Regions from separate parts of the Homo sapiens genome. Here region 1 is linked to region 2. Evidence: read pairs that join two places in POLR2A ChIA-PET (ENCODE). Cell type or tissue: GM12878. All regions are shown on one strand.

Region 1 (4,000 bases), 200 kb before region 2:
TCAACCAGTTAAAAATGTATGGCAAAAGGACTGAAAGTAAATATTTTAAAAAGTTAACAGTGATTGCCCCAGGGTGATTAAATTATCAGTTCTTTTTAGCTTTTTACTTTTTTTTTTTTTTTTTACTTTTAATGTTTCTACAAACTAGTTATTACTTTTAAAATCAGAAAAAATAAAGGTTGTTTTTTTTTTTTTTTTTGAGATGGAGTTTCGCTCTGTTGCCCAGGCTGGAGTGCAGTGGCGCAATCTCGGCTCACTGCAACCTCCGCCTCCCGGGTTCAAACAATTCTCCTGCCTCAGCCTCCTGAGTAGCTGGGATTACAGGCATGCGCCACCACGCCCAGCTAATTTTTGTATTTTTAGTAGAGACAGGGTTTCACCATGTTGGCCAGGCTGGTCTTGAGCTCCTGACCTCAGGTGATCGACCTGCCTTGGCCTCCCAAAGTGCTGGGATTACAGGTGTGAGCCACTGCGCCTGGCCAGAAAAAATAAAGTTCTAAGAAAATAGCATACACTGAGGTAGCGAAAAATGATGTTCTACCCCTCCACGTTATTGATGTCTTTCCATAAGGTCTGATTTGGTTTGCAACATCTCCCAACTAGAAATCATATGCAACTTTCGCTTGTGTGTCATTATATTTCCTTCTCCAAGTTATTAGTAAGGATGTTAAGAACATCAGATGTAAAATGAGTCATGACGGTAATTCGAAAGACACCACCCATATAGAATATTCCCTGCCATTTATCATCACCCTTTACTACTTATAGTTTTTCACAGTTAATATCTTCAGTGACTAGTAGATGACGTAATTTCCAATTCATGCTGTTCCAAATAAAGTATTGAGACATTGTATCAAAGGTTTTCAACCTCAAAAACATATTTCCTGCTCTTCTAATTAAACCCATGGATTCCTTATTCATACATCTGTAAGGGACTGAAAAAAAGAGTTAACTTCACTTTGTAACGTTTTTCATATATGCTCAAGGATAATGCTTATAGATTCCTTATCTCCCAGTATTTGAAGAAGTATTGATTTAAAGGCTGTGATCTATTTGCAGAGGATCCATAGCTTAATTGTTCAGTTTTCTAGCAGTTCTCTAGTTCTTCATGAGTAAAAATTCTTTTGAAACACAAATCAAAGTAATTACAGTTTCTCAAATGGGAGAAAAAACAAGTGTGATAAAAACCAGGCTCCCCAACTTTTGAGGTTCCACTTTTTTTCTCTATTACTCTTAGAACTATTTACTTCAGTATATCATAATTTTAAAATTATACAGATTTCACAGATACTTTCATTTCTCAGCTATTTGACAAGCATCTCCACTTAACATGAACATACTTTGATTTTGCTGACTTCAAAAACCAGGACTGACTTTTTTTTTTTTTTTTTAATGGGATTCAAGTTTGAGGTGGGGACAGATTCAGTAAATGTAGTTAAGATGAACCTTTTTGTAGAGTAAATTCTGGTCTGGTGAAGCAAAAGGTCAATAAAGTCTATACTTGGCTGTCATTCATATTCATTCATTCTTCCATTCATTTTAACTTCAGTTTAACAGCAAGTCTTGGGAGGAACAGGAGTCTTAAGGTTGTAAGTTATCTTTTAAGATGCCTGAGTTTTAGGCAAATTAAATCCTCATTATCTGAATAAATGGTAAGTCTTTCATTATTCATTTTGCATGTTCTCATCTTCCTGTACTAAAATATTTCCCCATTATTTTCTGCTTTCTCTGTAACACACACAAAGGCACCAAGCCACACAAAATGCAAAAGAAAACCCTCATTTAAAAAAACAAAACATGAAATCACCTATTTTAATCACGTGCTTCTTAAATGGTGCTTTTCGTGGTTGTTATTTTTTAAGAGGGATATTTTGTTTTTTCAGGAAGAGTAGGGGAGACAATGTGCACAGTAAAATATCCCAATTGATACATTTTTCTGGTCTTGAGAAATTCCTTGTCCTTTTCTATTACAATGGAGAATGTTCATTTCAATGTTCTCCACTTATAAGTTCCGGAGAGCAGCAGTCCTTCTTTGTGCCTTCCACAAAGACCTGCTATAGGCTCCGCACAGAGAAAACACAATAGAGATTCACGGAACATGGTGACAAAGGAAGATAAAGACCAGGAATGGTACTGTTGGAACTGACAACACATTCCCTACTCCTGAGATATTACATTTTATCTATTTCAGACATATAGGTTTCGGTTGGTTATCTACCCAAATTTATAGGGACTTTCAGTAAAAGATTTCCACATACTCCCCCCATAGGACAACGAAGAGTTTATCGACTCTCATTATTGGCTACTTCTCCATTATTTGCAATCTGATCACTATGCTTCAAGTTAAATGGGGCTCCCTGCTGGGCACAGTGGCTCACGCCTGTAATCCTAGCATTTTGGGAAGCCAAGGCAAGAGGACCACCTGACGCCAGGAGTTCAAGACCAGCTTGAACAATGTGGCAAAAACTCATCTCCACAAAAAATTTAAAAATTAGCTGGGCATGGTGGTGCACACACACCTGTAGTCCCAGCTATACAGGAGGCTGAGGCAGAAGATGGCTTAAGCCTGGGAGGTCGAGGAGGCTGCAATGAGCCATGATCATGTCAGTGCCCTCTAACCTGGGCAACAAAGCAAGACCCTCTCTCAATCAATCAATCAATGGGACGCCTCTTTCTCAGTCACCAGAGAGACCACAGAACAGTCAACTGTCAAATCCTACATAATATATCTCCTCATGGACTCCGTTTACTTGTCTCTCTCTACTGCAACGACCACTGTTTCTCTACCACTCCTGATTTCTAATTTCTTAACCATCTTCACTGCCTTATATCATCATGCCCTAGGATACCCTTACTTCTTTCTAGCCACTCAATTTCATGCCAAGATGATCAACTGCCAGTCTTCAACTGATATGGAAAAGTCAGGGTTGGGCTACACACAAACACACTGCTGCTCTATGGCCCCATAGAATGAATTTTATTACTTGGAAACTTAGTGATCACTCCCTGACCCAGCTGTATCTCTTTCAGCCTCTCATTAATTTTCTCAAGACCCCTTTTCATCTCTTATCCAGACCACTTTTCTCTTCTCCTGCCAGATGACCTATGACTAAAGGTCATAGAAACCTAGAGTTGTTTGAAATTTTGGGCACTGCGTACGAAAATAATACCAAAATGTCACAGATCCTATAACCCTTCACTGGAAAGTACAGCAAGGTTGTCCATGAATTACATTCTGCTCACCTCTACTGCATGTTGATATTGTGACAGGTATTGCTCAGGCAGATTACTTCCATGTGTGGGCATAGAGTTACCAGCTTCATAATGTTTTAGCCTCTTCTGAATTGAAAAAACAACAGTATTGTATGTCTACTTTCTCAGCTTCTAACAATGCCTGAATGTAAAGGGAGTAAAGGGGTTTGAGGCAAGATGAATATATGATTAGACACGTAAAATATACAAGGCATCTTGTTCTTCCAATGTAGTAACTAGACAATGCTAAGCACTGCATCAAGAGGACAGTTTTGCACGACTCTAGGATCTAAAAATATTGACACTTTTTACATCACTACTCCTCTTGTTATCGACTTTGTGAATAATCTAGAAAAGTTACCCAAGAAGTTCCAGAAAAGCTGCTTCTAATAGAGAGAGACAATGAGAACCCAACTAAGAATTCAAAATAAAAAGAACAGACTGAGCAGACGTTACCAAAACAAATGGAGCAAAACATATTAAAGTCACTGGTGGGTGAAAATTCTTAGCAAGTAAAAGAAGAAAAAGAAAATGAGGCAGTAAATCCATCTTTAGCATTTCTACCTTCCTCATTTTAAATGACAAAACAGAAATACAACTTCTGAGTGATACAGACCTCAACTTTCTGCCTTCACTTTGCCAAACCATGCCTATTTGATTCCTAAGAGTTCAAGGATAACTTTAATTGAGGTGACACTTCTGAGTCACAGGGCATTCGTAAAATGGCTTGAGGATGGCCTTTTGATAA
Region 2 (4,000 bases):
AGGTCTCTTATGGAAAAAAAGCATTCTTCATTCTCCCCAACTTCCCCTCCCCAGAGGCAACTACAGCCTTCGAAAGGAACCTCATGGCCCTCAAAAGGAACCAACCCCACCAACACCTTGATCACAGACTTCCAGCCTCCCGGACCGTGAGACAACACATTTCTGTTGTTGAAGGTGCCCAATCCATGGTACTTTGTTCTGGCAGCCCTACAAAACTAACACAAGTATTTACATCCTTATGACTACACAAACATTACTAAAAGCCTAGCCACATGGTACACTAAGATTATGTTTCTTTCCTATCACTAGTTTCTTTTCCCCTAGAGCTAATACTAGTCTTTTTTTTTTTTTTTTTTTTTTTTTTTTTTTTTTTGCTTAGTGGAGAGTTCACTTAAAAATGGATTCAACTCCAAACTCATCCTCCCTGGTCTAAATCATCTCTCAAGAGGTCCATATGCATCAGATGGTCTGTCCATTTCATCCTCTCTCAGAGCTTTCCAACCTAAGGACTGGAGGCGGGGAGGGCAGGGTGAAAGCTGGGGTGCTCTAATCAATTGGCAAGATGGGCTCTGTCCTTGATACAAGCTCAAAAGACTGCATTATCCGCAAGTCTGGGGAGTAACTGGAGGTTTGGGAGCAGAGAGGAAGTATAACTATAAATATGTGTTCTCTGATGACACCTGCGGCAGAAGGACTCATGGGCAGAGGCTGCAGGTGGCAGGAACACACTAGTTAGACAGCAAACATGGTAAATCAAGTAGGGGAATGGGAACTTGAGATGAGGCAGGGGAATAGAAGCAAGGAGCTTGATTAAGAGACATTCCTGTGGCTGGGCCCAGTGGCTCACACCTGTAATCTCAGCACTTTGGGAGGCCAAGATGGGTGGATCGCTTGAGGTCAGGAGTTTGAGACCAGCGTGGCCAAGATGGTGAAACCCCATCTCTTTAAAAATACACAAATTAGCCAGGTATGGTGGCATGCGCCTATAATCCCAGATACTCGGGAGGCTGAAGCAGGAGAATCGCTTGAACCTGGGAGGCGGAGGTTGCAGTGAACTGAGATTGTGTCACTGCATTCCAGCCTGGACGACAGAGCAAGATTCTGTTAAAAAAACAAACAAACAAACAAAAACACCTGCGTAAACAGAATTCTATGCAATGTGAGTACAAGTAAAAACGGCCTTAATTAAAGATGAAATGACACCTTCCCTCCACACTAATTCCAAACTTCCTTGAATTCTACCTTTGCCACTATGATAAATTCCTTTTTTTAAAAAGGAAAGGGGCTGGGCACAGTGGCTCACACCTGTAATCCTACCATTTCAGGAGGCCGAGGCGGGTGGATCACTTGAGGTCAGGAGTTCGAGACCAGCCTGGCCAACATGGCGAAACCCTGTCTCTACTAAAAACACAAAAATTAGCTGGGTGTGGTGGTGCACGCCTGTAATCCCAGCTACTCAGGAAACTGAGACAGGAGAATCACTTGAACCCAGGAGGCAGAGGTTGCAGTGAGCCAAGATTGTGCCGCTACACTCCAGGATAGTTGACAGAGCAAGACTCCATCTTAAAAAATAAAATAAAAATAAAATAAATAAAATTAAATTAAAAAGGAAGAGGTTGCTTTCTAGGTAATCTGAAACAAAAGCCAGAAAAGTAAACCGGAGAATCATAAAGCTAAAAGAAAATCATATCGCCCAGACCGTGCTTCACAAAAAAAATAAAATCTCACCAGGTGCAGTGGCTTACACCTGTAATACCAGCACTTTGGGAGGACAAGGCAGGAGGATCACTTGAGGTCAGGAGTTCAAGACCAGCCTGGCCAACATAGTGAGATCCCATCTCTACAAAAAGAAAAACTGTTTTTAATTGGCTAGGTGTGGTGGTACACACCTGTAGTCCCAACTACTCCAAAGGCTGAGGCAGGAGGATGGCTTGAACCCAGGAGTTCGAGGCTGCAGTGAGCCATGATCATGCCACTATACTCCGGCCTGGGCAACACAGCAAAGCCCTGTCTCAAAAACAAAATCTCTAAAGATGCAGACTTTACTCAACAATTTATCTCAGTCAAGATCAAAAGTTCTCCATGATTTGTTATATATTCCATCATCACACTCCATATAGATTTGTGGCAGCTCCCAAGAATTCAACAAAACAAAAATATATGACCAATTAGAATCAGGAAAAATATAGCTAGAAGGTCAAGAGCTAGGAAAAGTTAAGGCATCAGTATGTACAGTATATGACCGCCATATAGAAACCTATCGCTTGGTCAAGCCAAGGTTTGTGTTGCCTCATAGCCAAAACAAAAAGAGAAACGTGATCAATTACATGGTTTACATTTTCCAACTGGAAAGGGACAAAAACTTGATAGAGAAAGAAAAGTAACTGGCAGAAAGAACTTCGCATATGAGGCTTTGTGTAGTACAGTGTTTTCAAGATGAAGGCAACCCAGGAACCCAGGTCACAAGAAGCATTTTTTAATGAAACAGAACTGCATAGAAAATATGAGAGCACATCAAATGTTTGTTGTGAAATTACTATTTTTTTTTTTTTTGAGACAGAGTCTTGCTCTGTTGCCCAGGCTGGAGTACAATGGTGCAATCTCGGCTCACTGCAACCTCTGCCTCCTGGGTTCAAGCTATTCTCCTGCCTCAGCCTCCTGAGTAGCTGGGATTACAGGCACCTGCCATCATGCCCAGCTAATTTTTGTATTTTTGTAGCAACGGGGTTTCACCATGTTGGCCAGACTGGTCTTGAACTCCTGACCTCAGGTGATCCACCCGCCTCAGCCTCCCAAAGTTCTGGGACTACAGGCATGAGCCACCATGCCCAGCCTGAAATTACTATTTCAATCATAACTAAAGACAGGTGTGTTTACAAGGCTGCAAGGTAAGATATATTTCTTACTGGAAGATAGTCCCCCAAATTTGAAAAACATCAAGAAGAAATATTAAGTGGACTTAATTTTCAACCCAACCCATGCCTATACCATCCTGCCTGGCTCTGGGTGGTGTGGAGCAAACTGTGCTTTCTGCAGCAAATCGTGGTCTTAACCCATTCTCCTACTGGTTCCTAGGCCTTTGACCCTGTCCAGTGGGCTTGTTTGCACCTTCTGGGCATTCCCCTAGTGGCAGCACCTTTGGACAAGTATAATAGGTTGGGCTCCCTGTCCCCTCCTGGCCTCTCAACCATCTGGCACCTGTCTCTGAGTCCACTTGCCATCTCCCTGCCCCACTGCATCTCAATCTCCCTTGCTTCTGTGAAAGCCTCAGTCAGGGATGGGAAACACAAAATAGTGCCTTTTTCTGCCTGCTCCAAACTGTCTCTTCTCCAGTTTCTCCAAGTTCCTTTTAAAATGTGAACCAAGTATTCATACATCCATTTTCATGGCAGCATAAATGACACTAGCCAAAAGGTAGAAACAACCCAAGTGTCCAAGAGATGAATGGCTAAACAAAATGTACTCTATCCATACTATGGAATATTATTCCCAGCCTTAAAAAGGAACAGGCCAGGCACAGTGGCACACACCTGTAGCCCCGGCAACTCGGGAAGCTGGGGCAGGAGGATCACTTGAGCCCAGGAGTTCAAGACTGTAATGCACTATGATCCCACCTGTGAACAGTGACTGCACTCCAGCCTAGGCAACACAGTGAGATCCCACCTCTAAAAAAAAAAAAAAAAAAAAAAAGAAGTACTGATACATGCTACAACATGGATGAGCCTCAAAAGCTAAGTCAAAGAAGCCAGACACAAAAGGATAAATATTGTATAATTCTACTTATATGAGGTACCCATAACAGCAAAATCATAGAGACAGAAAGTACAAGTGTGATTACCAGGGACTGGGGGGAGGGGGAATGAAAAGTAACTGCTTCATGGGTACAGAGTTTCTGTTTAAGATGATGAAAAAGTTCTGGAAACAGATAATGGTTACACAACCTTGAGAATGTACGTGATGCCACTGAATTGTACACTTAAAACGGTTAAAATCGTACATT

Evidence for each region. Peaks named below come from ENCODE experiments on the same cell type or tissue, not always from the same donor. Only the 100,000 strongest peaks of a DNase experiment are listed, where the experiment ranks them.
Region 1: POLR2A ChIA-PET joins it to region 2 with 5 read pairs; 2 of 35 experiments call an interaction of 5 or more read pairs at or near these places.

What each region holds. Positions count from the first base shown.
Region 1 is chrX:19,661,446-19,665,445 of GRCh38, forward strand. The region is part of intron 6 of SH3KBP1 (SH3 domain containing kinase binding protein 1); the gene reads right to left. Among named protein-coding and RNA genes, the nearest start is that of MAP3K15, 150 kb to the left of the region's middle. In GM12878, no CTCF peak of the experiment used is centred here; no DNase peak of the experiment used is centred here.
Region 2 is chrX:19,856,614-19,860,613 of GRCh38, forward strand. All of the region lies in intron 1 of SH3KBP1 (SH3 domain containing kinase binding protein 1), which reads right to left. Among named protein-coding and RNA genes, the nearest start is that of SH3KBP1, 29 kb to the right of the region's middle. In GM12878, no CTCF peak of the experiment used is centred here; a DNase peak (open chromatin) is centred at 50; H3K4me3 peaks cover 705 bases; H3K27ac peaks cover 2,339 bases.